Linked DNA regions of Homo sapiens: regions 1 and 3 are each linked to region 2. The links are chromatin contacts, found by Hi-C or POLR2A ChIA-PET in ENCODE. All regions are on one chromosome and are shown on one strand. The core of a region is the stretch at or near the end of the contact, and the rest is flanking DNA. Distances in the headings are between cores, read along the strand shown. Region 1 has its middle 11 kb from the start of LIPM. Region 2 holds the start of LIPN (lipase family member N). Region 3 holds the start of LIPK (lipase family member K).

Region 1 (4,701 bases), core at 188-2,687, 33 kb before region 2:
CAAATTAATGGTAATGATTTCAGGTCCTACTCCAGACCCACGGAAGCAAAGATTCCAGGTTTGGGGCCTAGGACTTTGTATTTTCATGAGGTGAACCAAATGATTCTGAGGGTGAGCTGAGTTTGGGAGCCAGTGCTGTGCCACACTCACAGGCAGGCTACCTGCAGGAAGAGAAGCTCTAATCCCCATGCTACAAATTCTCCCAGCTTGGCTTCTTTCTCCAGAGAGGAATTTGGTCTCAGAAACTGAAAGATTCATGTCTGCAGTAGGATAGTGAAGAAATTAAAAATAAAAATAAGAAAGTGAAAGAAGACTAGTTTTTTTAGGGTTAAAGATTTTCCTATATTCACCACATCAAAAATGTAGTAAAATGGTGACTCATACTAACCATGACCTCTTTGAGGTTTTAAAATGTGTAAGGAGAAACTACAGGGATTGAAGACAAAACCATGCCAGTTACTCGTTTCTGTGACAGCTAATGATAGTTTATGTTGGTTCAGTTTTCTTTGATCTCAAAGTGGATTTAAATATTAATTAAGCATCGTAAAACCAGCTTGCATTTAACAAATATAGCAAAGCCTAGAGAATAGGATCACATGGATTTGGTCTGCAGAATTCCAATTGGAAAATGCTGTGAATCACCTAATGCTGCACATAGATGCATTTTGCTTCACTTTTAATCCCAAAAATTGGATATTATATTATCAAATTGCAAAACATCAGTGGCCACATATTCACTAACTTGCTAGAACTTTCAAGTAAAACTTCCTTTGCTATCTTATACAAGATAATTGAAGTTGTTTAAAATGTTTGTTTAAAAACAACTATGACTTCAACTACTTATCTGTGCAGATTCTATCATATCATATAGCCAAATAAAACAAAGCACTACTGTGTAAGTCTAGGCAGATATAACCAAAGTTCTGTTATTTGTAATACCATTTCTAATTTTGGGGATCACTGAAGTAGTGTCACCCTTATCACTGTACTTCATGATATGTGAAGGTCATAAATTTGAATTGTATATGATAAATATATACTACTGCTACTCATTTACTTTATATGTGTTGAAGCCTCTACAACATTTTTTGTTTGAAAAGATTTGCTTCTAAATATGTCCCTGGATAAGTTGGTTTCTATAATCCTTCTCTCCTCTGACATTATATCTAGATCCTTTTAAAAAATTAGAAAATATCTACTTGTATTTTCAGCCTTTGCGAATTTGAAGTAGGAAGTAGAGAAATGGCTGGGAATTATTTTAGTCCTGGAGCACTTAGAGGGGAGTCAGGCTTGTGCGGCTTCCAAATTTAGGGTTTAGGATCAGCCAGCAAGCAGCACAAAGCACCACAAACCTTTACGGAGGAAGAGGGGAACTATATGATGGGAGAACCACCCAGACACTGAAGTGGCAGGCATTGCGGTTTCCCTGGCTGGTGTGGGGCAGAAGGGCAAGGTTGTGCAACTCTGCTTTTGTCCTGCTCTGATTTTTAAAGTTATTACATCACAGGACTATGTGGTGTTGAGGCTGACAAACCCCTGGCAGATCAGATGAGTAAACTCAGACCAAGAAAAGGGAAACAACTTGCCCAAATGTTTAAGATCAGCTTCAGCATGATGGAGGCTAAGGCAAGCAAGGGGCAGAAGGAAATGAAGAGATGAGAGAGAGCAAGTCGGGTAAGAAGAGGCCCTTTCAAGCACCTCATAGCATTCAGGAGACATCCCAGCCCTTTAAAAGAAGTAAATGGTAAGTGTCTCTGTATTCAGAGATTGCCTCTCCTTAACACATTCTGGCTTTTGGATTGAGGCCTTGGGAGTCTCAGCTCCATTTCCAGAACGTATCAGCATGTTGCCTACCTTTAACTGTCGCTAATGTTGACATATATCATTCCCAAAAGCTTTCCCCCAAAGGTTCCTGACCTAGAGTGTTTATTTGATTGTCTGTGATGTCTGGCATATCTTTCCAACAGAGGAAATAGAGCCTATTCTTAATCACATTAATACATACCAAACAAAATAAATCAAAACGCACAACAAAAAAATCCAGAAACTTTATAGACAATTTAAAAAAACAATGCCCTTAAAGATATAGAAGAAAATTGTTTCCCCCTTTCCCATCCCTTCAAACCTGTAATATACCTAAGGAAAGATGGGACAATCAAGGATCAGAAAAGACTCCAGTTGTCATTGGATTTCTTTAAAACTTTTTTCCCAGGGCCACTAGAGGGCCAGGCACAAAGATGTGCAGACTTGGTTTGGGGCCTGGGAATCCCAGACGAAGCCTTAAAGCCACAGGGTCACCTAGCAGGGAGTCTCACTTACAAGATACAGTAGAGTTCCCCTTCCTGTGTCTGAGTGTTCTCATTGTTCAATTTCCACCTATGAGTGAGAACATGCAGTGTTTGGTTTTTTGTCCTTGCGATAGTTTGCTACCAACATGGCACATGTATACATATGTAACAAACCTGCACGTTGTGCACCTGTACCCTAGAACTTAAAGCATAATTTAAAAAAATCCAATAAACAGTCCTCTGGAAAAAATAAAGTTTCTCATCTACAGAAAAAAAAAATAGAGAAGGGTGGAGTTCAACAGACCTGGGTTCAAATTCCAGCTCTGCCTGTCACCAGCTGTGGGCCCTTGGACACATTTCTGTTTTCAGATTGCTCACTCATAAACGACTAATAACAGCATCTTCCTCACAGCACTGTTGTAAAGCCTAAGTAAAATATAGGTGTGAGTTGCACAGCATGGCACCTGGCGTACAGAAGCTACTTAAGATGTTGTTGCTATTTATTGTTATTATTAGGATGAATATCAGTTTGTAGGCTTGAGATAGAAAAAATTAGAAGTGAAGCTGATTACTTAGAAATCTTCTATCTCATTTTTCAGTTAAAATATTAATATAAAAGAAGGCTGCAACAGGCAATCTCAACAGTAGACCATGCTCTGTAGTAATTACACTTTACTGGGCTGGGTTTAGCTCCAGCTGAACTAGTACTCAGCTACTGTGGATGCCATGGGCTTTGCCACATCAATACTTAGCAAGTGAGTAATTTGGATGTTCTCTATGTAGCAATTTGTGTAGACAGCCAAAGCAGAAATGTACTTTAAGGCTATACAGATTGAATCTCTGTATTGATTAAATCATCAGATCTATTGTTGGTTGGCTATGTACCACGAGAATTTTGAAATAGGCAGGCCTAAAAGACTTTCTACATTTTGCCATAATGAGGTTTGTCCATCCACAAAACCTATCTGACACCCCAAAACACTGATACTACTAGTGTTTTTGTTTTTATTTTACTGTGTTTTTAAATTTGTTTTAGGCAGGGTCTTGCTCTGTTGCACAGGCTGGAGCAGTGGTGTGATCACAGCTCACTACAGCCTCAATCTCTCACATTCATGTGATCCTTCCACTTCAGCCTCCCAAGTATCTAGGACTGCAGGTGCATGAAACCATGCCTGGCTAATTTTTGTGTTTTTTGCAGAGACAGGTTTTGCCATGTTGCTCCTTGAGCCCAGGAGGCTGGCCTCAAACTTCTGGTCTAGAGCGATCTGCCTGCCTTGGCCTTCCACAGTGCTGCGATTACAGGTGTGAGCCACTGTGCCTGGCCCTGACAGTGTTTTCCATCTAACTGTTCTAGGGAAAAAAAAAAAAATCTCACTTATTTTTTCCGCTTTAAGAAGTTACTCCATTTCCATGCATCTCTTTCTTCCCTCTTTCTCCAGTAGATTGTTAGGTCAAGAGGAAGGCAAAAAGGCAAGCAGATTATCTTGCTTAACACATGAATACAAAATAAAAGGTTTTCTTTCTTTCCCCAAAAAAAGTTTACCACTTATTTCCTTCTTTAATATTTACTCAAATTTGCGATTAATTCCCTTTAAAATTATTCTTATTTATAGATAAATTTGTATAACTCCCTCATGGGAAATTTGGCAATGTGTGTAAAAAATTTAAATACTCCTAACTCATAAATTTATTTTTAGGAGCCATCTGTGGTGAACCAAAATATTTATAAGAAAATAGTGAAAAATTGGAAGTGGCATAAATAGTCATGTGAGTGAACTGGTTATAGAAATTATAATTCGTGTTTACAACAAAATATTCAGTCATTACAAAAATATTATAGAGGTATATTATAGGTAGTACAAAAGTGTTCATAATATGTTTTAACAGAGAAAACGAAGGCTGCTAAATAATACTTATTGAATACTTTTCCAATTATAAATGGACATGAACAGAAATGGGACCAGAGAGAAATCTATCAAAATATTAACCAAGTAGGTTTCTCTGGGTGAAAAGGAAATTATAATTTTTGTTAGTTTCTATTTTCTAAAATGGCTATAATAAACACATCTTATTTTTATAATTAGACAAAATACAGTAAGTTTTTATTTAATTTAAGAAAGTATTGCCAAGTCTATTTTCATCTAAGAGAACAATAGTTCAATTTAGGAGTGGAAAGAGCCACGGGCATGACCTACCTAAATGCAGAGTCCATTTGTTGAAGGACGGCTGATTCTGGAATGGCTTTTCCTCAGGTCGGATGCTATATTATAAAGGAAAGCCAAAGTAGTGGAGGAAACAGGACATTGACCATGCAGAGCTTTCCCTATAATCAGCCATCACCTTAGCAACCAGCTTCGCTGCCTCAGGCCTAAATTCTTCTGTAGCTGCTTTAATTTATGGATACCATTTTCCC
Region 2 (4,594 bases), core at 1,744-4,243:
ATTATTTGCTATTGAACCATTGCAGATATTTTGGTTATTCTTATCATTTCTACTTCAGAGGATTTGTAGTTAAATTTTCCCTTTTAAGGAGTATCATTCCCCTGCTATGGCATGGCTGGCTCCTCATTCTAGAATTCAAGCCTTATTGACACCATACTCTTTCATTCTATGAACCGTCTGTCCCTTAGATCAAAGTGTATGTGGATGTTAAGGTTTTCAGTCCTGGAAAACTTTTCAGAAATGCGTTGTCATTTAACTAGATTGTTTTTTATCCTGCAGAGGGAGGCCCCTTAATTTTAGTGGGAGCAGGAGAGGTTCTTCTTGGGTGCCCCAGAGTCAATTTCATACAACCTAGAAAATCTCCTTCTGACAATGAGAGGATCCATTTTCCTGGGACAAAGCAATTTTCCACATGATAAATCAGTAATGAGGTGACAAAATGCAGGCTCTGCCTTTCTGTTTACACCCTAACAAGTACCTCTGGTTGCAGTTAGCAAGATCAGTCTTGCTGTTTGTATTTTTAGGTTCCTGTCTGTCTTCAGAGAATTATCAGGCAAAGAGTGAGCCTCCCTGATAACTATTTAAAGACTAATCCAATAATTCAAACCAATTTTGATAAACTCTGTTGATGCATATCTAGCATTAAATTCCTCCTGAGAAGCAGGAGGTCAATGCAGTCCCCTTTTCAGGAGAGACATATCTTGTACCTGTGCTCCTAGCATGTGTTCGCCCATAAGGAATTCTGTTGACAAGGAGTATATACCCATCTTCAGTGGTGACTTCATACTCTTCACTGGGGTAGCCATTGTAGATGATGATTTCACTCTGCCCAGTAAAAATACAGTCGTTAGTGGAACTTCTCCAAAGGATATAAAAAGGAATCAAAACAAACCATCTGTTGTGTGCTTATTAGGGTGAATTATCTGAAATTTGTAGCACCAGGTAACTGTAAAATTAATAAATAAAGTCTTAATACAAAATAAGTAGAATTTTAAAAAATATCTACTATTGGCTAATATTTTGGGGGGTTGGGGGAAAATTTAGCATTGACCCATTCTTTCTGACAAAGCTATATTATCAAGTCAATTGTCTTTTGAGACCCCTCTTGCTTTAAAAGTAATAGAACTATAGATCAATAGAAGGCAATCATGTACATCAACAAATAGCTTGATATTCTTAAAACATAAATTCAAAAGAGGAGGTTCTATCTATAGATAGATAGATAGATAGATAAATAGATAGATAGATACATAGATAGATAGATAGATAGATAGATAGATAGATAGATAGATAGCACAATAGCACAATTTGGTTTTCATTACCGGACAGTATTTGTTTTTCAGACAAAGATCTAACTAGCTTGACTCTTGCAGAGGTTAAAAACCATCTACATTTTATCTGTTTTATCAGAGATTTTCTGTTACAACAGGACCTTTCGTAACCTCATACTCCATTAGTCCTGCTTTATTTGATGTTCTTCACAGTTTTCCATGACTTACAGTATTCATCCACACCTCAGGATTCACTTCATTTTCCAAATCAAGGAATCCACCAGCATTTAAAGTTCCACAGATCAAACAAGTTGTTGTTAAAAGCAGCCACATCATAGAAATGCCTGGCATAAAACATTTAATATTCACAGATTAATTTTAACTATCAATGTTGATTAATGAAATAAAATGATTAGTGAAATTATTAATGATTAATGAAAACTTGAATAACACCGAAGGCAGATAATGTATAAAAAGGAATAAATACAGTGAACTAACTTGGAGCACTATTAATCTATTTTTTCATGTAGAAGTTGTCTTGATTATAATCCAGTTCCTAAAATGAAATAAATTTAATCAAGTATGGAGGCATTTTTGGTCTTATTTTAATCAAGGTTGAATTGCTTTAAGTCTTTGTTTGCCTACAATTTGACAAAATATCTAAAGATTCAGAGGACAGGTTTTCATACCATGGCCAAGTAAAAAGTGGAGGTATCCCCTAGTTAAGCCCAGTATCCCACAAAGTAAACAAGAAAAATGGATCAATAAAACTTTAACCAAACACAAAAGCTTATGATTAGTTTCTAGTGATGTGATTATTTCTCACGTGGCACCCAAAGGCAAATTTTGCGTATTTCAATGTGCAGTCTCACTTCCTTGCCATGGTTTAAAAGTATGTCTATTCAAAGGTAGACCAACACTATAACACTAAACAGCGTGCTCATCATATAAGTGCTACAGTCAAATGGTCTAAATTTGAAATCCAGCCTCACCACAGAAGAAGATGTCTAACCTCAGGCAAGTGTTTTAGTAGCTTTGTCTCTTGGTTTCCTTGTTAGTAAAATTAGGACAATAATGTAACCTATCTCATAGGGTTATAGTGAGGATTAAGTCATATATAACATTTAGTGCAGTGTAAGTTCTTAATAAATGCTTTCACTATTTTTCTTATAAAAGTGAGCAAGAGATAAATATTACAGATAATTCACTATAACAAAGTAATATTTAACTTCTAGAAATGCAGAGTTTACTTCTGAAGCTAAATAGCTTTGCATACATTAGCTATCTGGTTGAAGATCATCTTATATCTGCAAATATTATGAAACTTTTCAAATTGTATGAAACTAATAATAAGCTACTGAGTCCCCTTATGGCAGGCATTACTCTAAATAGTTCACGTATGTTATTTAAGCTCTGAAAATCTCCCTAATTTTGGTACTATTATTATCCTCATTTTATCAATTAAAAAAACAAAGGCTTAGAGAGATTTAAGACCTGCTCAAGGTCACAGAGCCAAGAGGTGAGAGATCTAGGATGGACACTCAGGCAGCCTCACTGCAGAGCTCTTGCACCTGACTGCCAGTGCAACTGGCACCTTCCAACCTGCCTCCTGGTTATGATAGATCTTCATCTTACCTAGTTAGATGAGCTTCACCTGCTCACAAGGACTCCTTATTGATGAGGAACTTCTGAACTTTTGCTTTTGACATCAGGCTGAAGAGTAAGAGATGATTACAGTGACAGTTAGAAGCTAGAGAGATGAGAAACAGGAAGCTTGTGAAAAGGAGGAAGCTTTAGACTGAGACACACACCCAAGGCGTGTCCCTGACACACCAAAGGCCATGATGCACTTGCAGGTTGGGAAATAGTGGTCTACATGATGCAAAATAACCAGTTTGACGGAATCCTTCATGTTTCCACTGAGTATCTGTCATTGTTGGGAAGACTTAGCAACATTTTCAAACCAGTGTGTCAAACAGGGAAGTAGAACATACTCAAGATCTTAATGGACAATCAGAGACAATAGTATCTCCCTTCCCCATTTGATCCTTCATGAGGATCAAACGGAGTAACATATATCAAGGAACTAGTGCCAACCATGCAGTGCGTAGGGATGTGCGTGACTGTAACTCATTTGAGAAGATGAGGCAACCCTGACTCCTAAATCCTGAAACCAGAAGGAATTTGGAACTAGCAGTATGGCAGAGGAAACTAATTCACATGCCAAAGGGATTTGGGTTGCTGTCAACTTTGGCACAGTAACCTTTGTTTACACCAGTGGTTAAAGGCAGAAATGGAGGCCAAATAACGACAATTTACCTCTAAGCCCCACATGAGATACCAGATAATGGAGGCACACGTGCCTCAGTTTTCTGCTTCACTTTGTATGCCTGTGGAGCTTAAGCCGTAACTGAATCTCTTTCATCTCCCAGCATGAAGAAGGGTAGGGAAAACTAAGTTGCTACCCAGCATAATATAGAAGTTTCAGTTCTATTAGTTTGGATTTATCCTCAAATCCTTTCAAAAAAAATGATATTTTGTGTTGTCCAAATCCTAAGATCTGTTTTAGTGGAGTGGGAAATTTCATGCCAATTAAACAAATGTGGAGTAAAAGGAAGTGTTCAGCTAGTCAGAACAGGGAAAAGTTATGTACCACTCCTTAATCATTTAGTCTTGATGAAAGACTCAAGCATGTTTTGCCCTGATTGATAGTATGATGGCATAGGTATGTGGATTTTCCTGGAATTTCTCATGGTTTTTAACTTCAAAAACAATCCTTTCTAACAAAACTTTATTGGACTCTTTAGAAAGTTCTAGAAGTGCTATGTTATTATTATTAATATTGATTTGTTGCCTTGACTTAATATGGAAATAGCACAAATATAGTTCAATTTCACAGATCTTTACAGATTGTAGGCTAGCTCAAATCTTAAAAGAGTTTCTACATCATTGACTTATATTCCCTCCTCAACTTCGAGTTATTTGAATAATCTGGACAATTCCTGTAATTCTTTTGTTTGTGCAGAAACAAAGTAATGTCAAAGAAATAAAGCTGAAACTTTCTCACAATGCTCCATCACTCTTCCTATATAAGCTTGCTATTTTAATAAGTATTTAATATATTACTGAGTATTATATATTTTTCTGTATTATATATTGTTCTACAATATTTAATAATATATTCTGTAATATATATTTTCTATATAATAAAAGTATATAGAAAATATATAATGTTACAATATTTCTATTATATATTTCAATACTCATACTGAAATTAATTTAAATGAATACATTAAAACTTGTTCCTTGGCCCTGTGGGATAC
Region 3 (4,493 bases), core at 1,227-3,726, 54 kb after region 2:
AATTCATTAAGGGAATTTTTAAATGGATGATATTAGGCATCAAATCATTATTCTATTGGATTCATTTTGAAAATTGTGTAGCAATTTAATTTTAAACTATTAATATTTACAATGTGCCATAAAGTGCACCTTAGCAATGATTTAAAAATATGACATAAATTTTATATGCCAACCTAAAAATTTGCAGTCACTTACAGAGTTTTGCAAACTTTGGGACTATAGAAGCAAAAATAATATTTAAGCAACTGTTATATATTTTTAAATTTTTATTGTTTTTAAACTTCTAAAACAAATAAACAAAAAAGTATGGTCTTCAAAAGACTAGAAGAATTACTCCAAAATGAAAATGGTTATATTTGGTCACTGGGAATAAACATTTTCTCTCTTCCACTAATTTACTTATTGGTTATATATTTTTCTTGATGAATTTATTAGCTTGAATCATCCTTATAATAATAGCAAAGGTTATGACATTTAGAAATAATTATGTATAAATTTAAACTCAATGACCTGTGAGTAAATGTCCTAGATGTCTTCTTAGGGGCAAAGTTCAGAAGTTTTAGTACTTCCATCTTGTAATAATCATTTCAGCAGTATCGCATAGTTTTTGTTTATTAAAAGATTCTTGGCAGCCATACAAATGACTGGGTTTGCCAGAAGACTGTTGTTTATCAATTAGAATGTTTTTGCATCTGCCACATTTTTCCTTTTTATCTGACATTTTAAATCTAAAAACCCACTGGGTGTTTACAGAGATTTAGGATCTGTCTTGCTCCTACCTCAGCATCCTTCATAAAGCTCTAATACTTTTAACCTCTTACCAAAACAGAGTGACTCACAACTATTAGTGGTCAGGTTAGTCAGAAACTAGATTTAAATTGCTTCCCTGTTTTTCCCCCACCCACAGGGTGAAAGACAATGAATCAGGAAGACTGAGGAGACTATTAACAAGTGAATGAAAGGAAATCTTTACCTAATAGGATATCCAGTCCTAAAAATTGTAGATTTGAGAATTAAACACCTAGCACATTTGAATCAGGAAGAAAGACTAGGCAACTTTGATGGAATTTTCAAATAGGTTAAGAGGCCAGTAGCTCTGTGCTCTAAGCCTAGAGGCAAGCAGAAAAGAACAAGAGTCTTGGGATAAATGGGAAATAAAATGCCAAGGCAGAAAAAAATGAATAACAAACATTTAAAGAGCATTATATTTCACATGTCTTCGATAATATGAAGGACAAAACACTTGTCCTGCCTGGTAAAATAGGGTCTGAAAGATTGTTCCTTCAAATTAAAGGCAAAAATTAAATAAAATAAACCACAAAGGAAGAGCAGTGAAGGAAATAATTTTTCCCTCAATGTCCTTACAAAGTAAGGGAGAGACAGGATAGTCCAGTGAAGGAATATGAAACCAAGTCATTTTAGAGTAAAATGGCACTTTAACTTCATATTGTTATTCCAAAACTCAGTTCCATACTCTCATATTTACAGCCTGAAGTGCTAAGTATGCCAAGGTGCTATATATTTGAGTTGGTTTCTGTTTTCAGACACAAAGAAAGCCTGGTAAAAACTGCTTTCTTATTTCTAGAAAAAGAAAACAAAGGATAACTATTTTGTAAAAACAAACAAAAAATAACAGTTTGGCTTTGACACATAGAATTAAAGAATAATTATTTAATCTCTCTATGTCTAGAGGGAATATTAGTCCATCCAGTTGACTCATCTTCATCTTTCTAGCTTCCAATCAGGTCTGCAATTTAAAGGGTGACAGGAGCATGATACTCTTAAATATCATCTACATTAATGTGAACCACATTTTCACTCCTCTCCCAGTCAAACTATTTATTACAAAGCAGCAGAAAAAGAGAATGGTGTGTCCTCCACAAATGATTGATTTCATAAGCAGTTGTGTCACTCTTGACAGTCACTTTGCTTCATATTCCCCTGCAGATGACCCTGATCATAAAAAAGAATATTCATACTCAAGGCCATTGGAATGAGAACATAAAGGGCTTCCTAAAAAATGGTAAATGGTTTTGAGAACATTATCCAAACATTATTTCCCAAACCCCTAGATGCAAGACTCAAAAGAGAGGTTCATAAAATTATTTATTGCTAGATTTTTCCAAGTGTAGACTTGTGATACCTCCTCTCACTGAGGTTCAAATATAGTGATGTCTGCTTTCTAGATGCTGCAGCTTTCTGAAAGGGAAAACTTGTCATAACATACCTAGAAGACTCTCCATCTGAAGTTGTCACATTATACTCTTGCTGTATCTTGCTTAACCTGATAGAATCAAAATACAATATTCATCATCAACATGTAAAGTTCTGTCCCTCTGAAGGTTTCCTATGTCTCACTAATACACTATGATCCAGGCTCTGCAAATAGATGAAAAGTCATTACCTGATCCAAGTCTTTGGAGGTCTGTCTTCAAGTCCTGGGAGCTTCAGGTGCATTCCAGATCCTTCCAGAGGCAACTGTCAGTGGAACATGCTCTGTTTTAAACAGCTCAAAAGATGGCGCAACTAGAAATTTCTCAACTGGAAGCAGATTAATCATGGTTTCAAATATAACAGATGCTACTAAGGTAAACTTGTTAGGTGAGTTCTTAGCCAGTGATGAAAAAGAATGTGATTGAGACTAAAATTCTCACTCCTGCCAAGCCAATCCTCATGTTCCATGCCTCAAGGGTCAGATGAATTGGAAGATTCTCAGCAGAATCTGAGACTCTCTACTTAGAAAATAATTTCCACCAAGGGTGGATGAAATGACCCCAGTCATACGAGCATCTCTGTAAAATGCCACATCCTCCTGCCTCATCCAGCTGCATCACTTCTAATGCTACCACATTGTCAATTATTGCTTTGGCTTTTCTGAATTTCTTTTACCTTGGTATGTAAATTGGGCATTAGAATTGGTAGGAAATAGTATATCCAATTCTTTCAAGATCTCTAGCTAGCTAAAGGCAAATAAACAAAAACAAAACTGGCTTTTTTTTTCTACTCTCCAACCAATCTCTTTCTTGCCATGTAAGCTGTCTTGTGTCTGCACTCCATGAAAGTTTGAAATCAGATAATCTGGAATTCCAGAACTGCATAGAGCTCTATTTTCAGTAGTGGGCATTTATATTATCGAAAATTACAAGGGTAATTACAAGTCCAGTTTGGGTAAATTAAAACAACCAAATTTCTAAAATGATCTCAAAACTAATATTTTCCATGCTTCAAAGTAATCTGAAGAGGAAGAGTATTCCTGAATTATTTCCTGAATTTTCATCATTGGTTCAGACATGTCTATATACACGCAGAGCATAGGAAAGAATTGCAAACACACTTGTATCAGAACGTGCATTTTAGTCAGGTAGGACTTAGTGGCATGAGGTTAGTTTAAATACCTTCAAGTTTCTTTGGATTGTGTCAGTTACTAATTAGGTTCCATTAGAGTCAGTTTGATTGGAAATTGTAGTTGGAATTGGCTTTGCTTCCATTACTATAATAGTTTCAACCACTTAATTATTTACAGATTTACTTGATTTATGAGAAACGTTTTATATTCTTATATTTTTAATGTATAATTCCACTTAAAATGTAGTACATTCTACTGGCATGCCAATTTGAGTCTCTGAAATAAAACATAGCAACTGGAAAGATAGTTCATGTTTTGGCAATATACAAACTGCTGGAATCTAGTCTATGCTAGCAAATACAAACATTTCTATACTAGAAAACACAGATATTCTTGGGGAAAAAAGAAAAGAAACGATGGAATTTTCAATTATTACATAGTTGATCTTGAACTATTTTGCCAAACATTTTCTGCAATGCATTCCTACCCACAGGAAATCCAAATCATTGTAGTTTGGGGCACTTTTACACTGAATGGGTTATTCATCCATATAAGGACCCTTTACTGCTTTGTTTATTCTTTTATAAATTTTATTTAATTTATTTTGACCTTTGTCCCTGATCCCTACTTTCATTCAATCTCTAGTTTATCCTAAAGAGTGACCATATCACTGTAAAGTATATAGCATATATGAGATTTTCATATATTATTTTATTATAAATCTCATTGTTTCCTACTTTTCTTACTGTACATTATGCCTGTGAACTGGATTGTCTCCATAATTTGTGGGGCCCAGTGCCAAATTTTAAATATGGGACTTCTTATGAATAATAATTTAAAGATGATGACAACAAAGTGTCTAAGTGTGAGGGCCTTCTAACCACACCTTCTAATCCTCTAGAGTTGCATATTTCACACATCTATAAAGCAGGCCTGGCTTGTGAGAATCCAACATGTTGCATTAAGCATATGTTGTTTGTTACTTCTTACTGTAAAACCTCCACCTTTAAACTGTCCTATTCCCCAATGACCGATAATTTCATTCCCTTAAATTCTGCACCATTAAATATGTCAGCATTTATATGCCCCACGATGGAATAGTGTGCATGCCATACATCTAGGAATGAGAATTTTTTGGTCATAGGTC

Evidence for each region. Hi-C counts contacts between places; a loop is a spot of excess contacts on that map. ChIA-PET counts read pairs that join two places held with the same protein, here RNA polymerase II (POLR2A). Pooled maps may share reads with other maps.
Region 1: a loop to region 2 is called in a map of CD14-positive monocyte, with 11 times the contacts of the local background. The contact joins the enhancer-like site here to the promoter of LIPN in region 2. A Hi-C loop is called at or near these places in 5 of 168 maps with a recorded cell type or tissue (CD14-positive monocyte, GM12878, HCT116 and 1 more) and 8 of 50 pooled maps. POLR2A ChIA-PET finds 5 or more read pairs at or near these places in 2 of 52 experiments (AG04449 and activated T-cell).
Region 3: a loop to region 2 is called in a map with no recorded cell type, with 2.7 times the contacts of the local background. The contact joins the promoter of LIPK here to the promoter of LIPN in region 2. A Hi-C loop is called at or near these places in 3 of 168 maps with a recorded cell type or tissue (Calu3, IMR-90 and endothelial cell of umbilical vein), 1 of 37 single-sample maps with no recorded cell type and 7 of 50 pooled maps. POLR2A ChIA-PET finds 5 or more read pairs at or near these places in 6 of 52 experiments (BJ, Caco-2, PC-9 and 3 more).

Annotation. Positions count from the first base shown.
Region 1 is chr10:88,789,652-88,794,352 of GRCh38, reverse strand. No RefSeq gene overlaps it. Among named protein-coding and RNA genes, the nearest start is that of LIPM, 11 kb to the left of the region's middle. Within about 2 kb of position 1,437, at least 3 of the 41 ENCODE cell types and tissues checked have a DNase peak (open chromatin) inside an H3K27ac peak, as active enhancers do; they include CD14-positive monocyte, where a contact is called at or near this core.
Region 2 is chr10:88,758,419-88,763,012 of GRCh38, reverse strand. It overlaps LIPN (lipase family member N), which reads right to left and starts at 2,993. Exons shown (of 10, transcript NM_001102469.2): 1 at 2,907-2,993; 2 at 1,500-1,615; 3 at 708-825. The coding sequence starts at 1,607. RefSeq lists an enhancer at 2,639-3,838.
Region 3 is chr10:88,704,232-88,708,724 of GRCh38, reverse strand. LIPK (lipase family member K) reads right to left here and starts at 2,476. Exons shown (of 10, transcript NM_001080518.2): 1 at 2,405-2,476.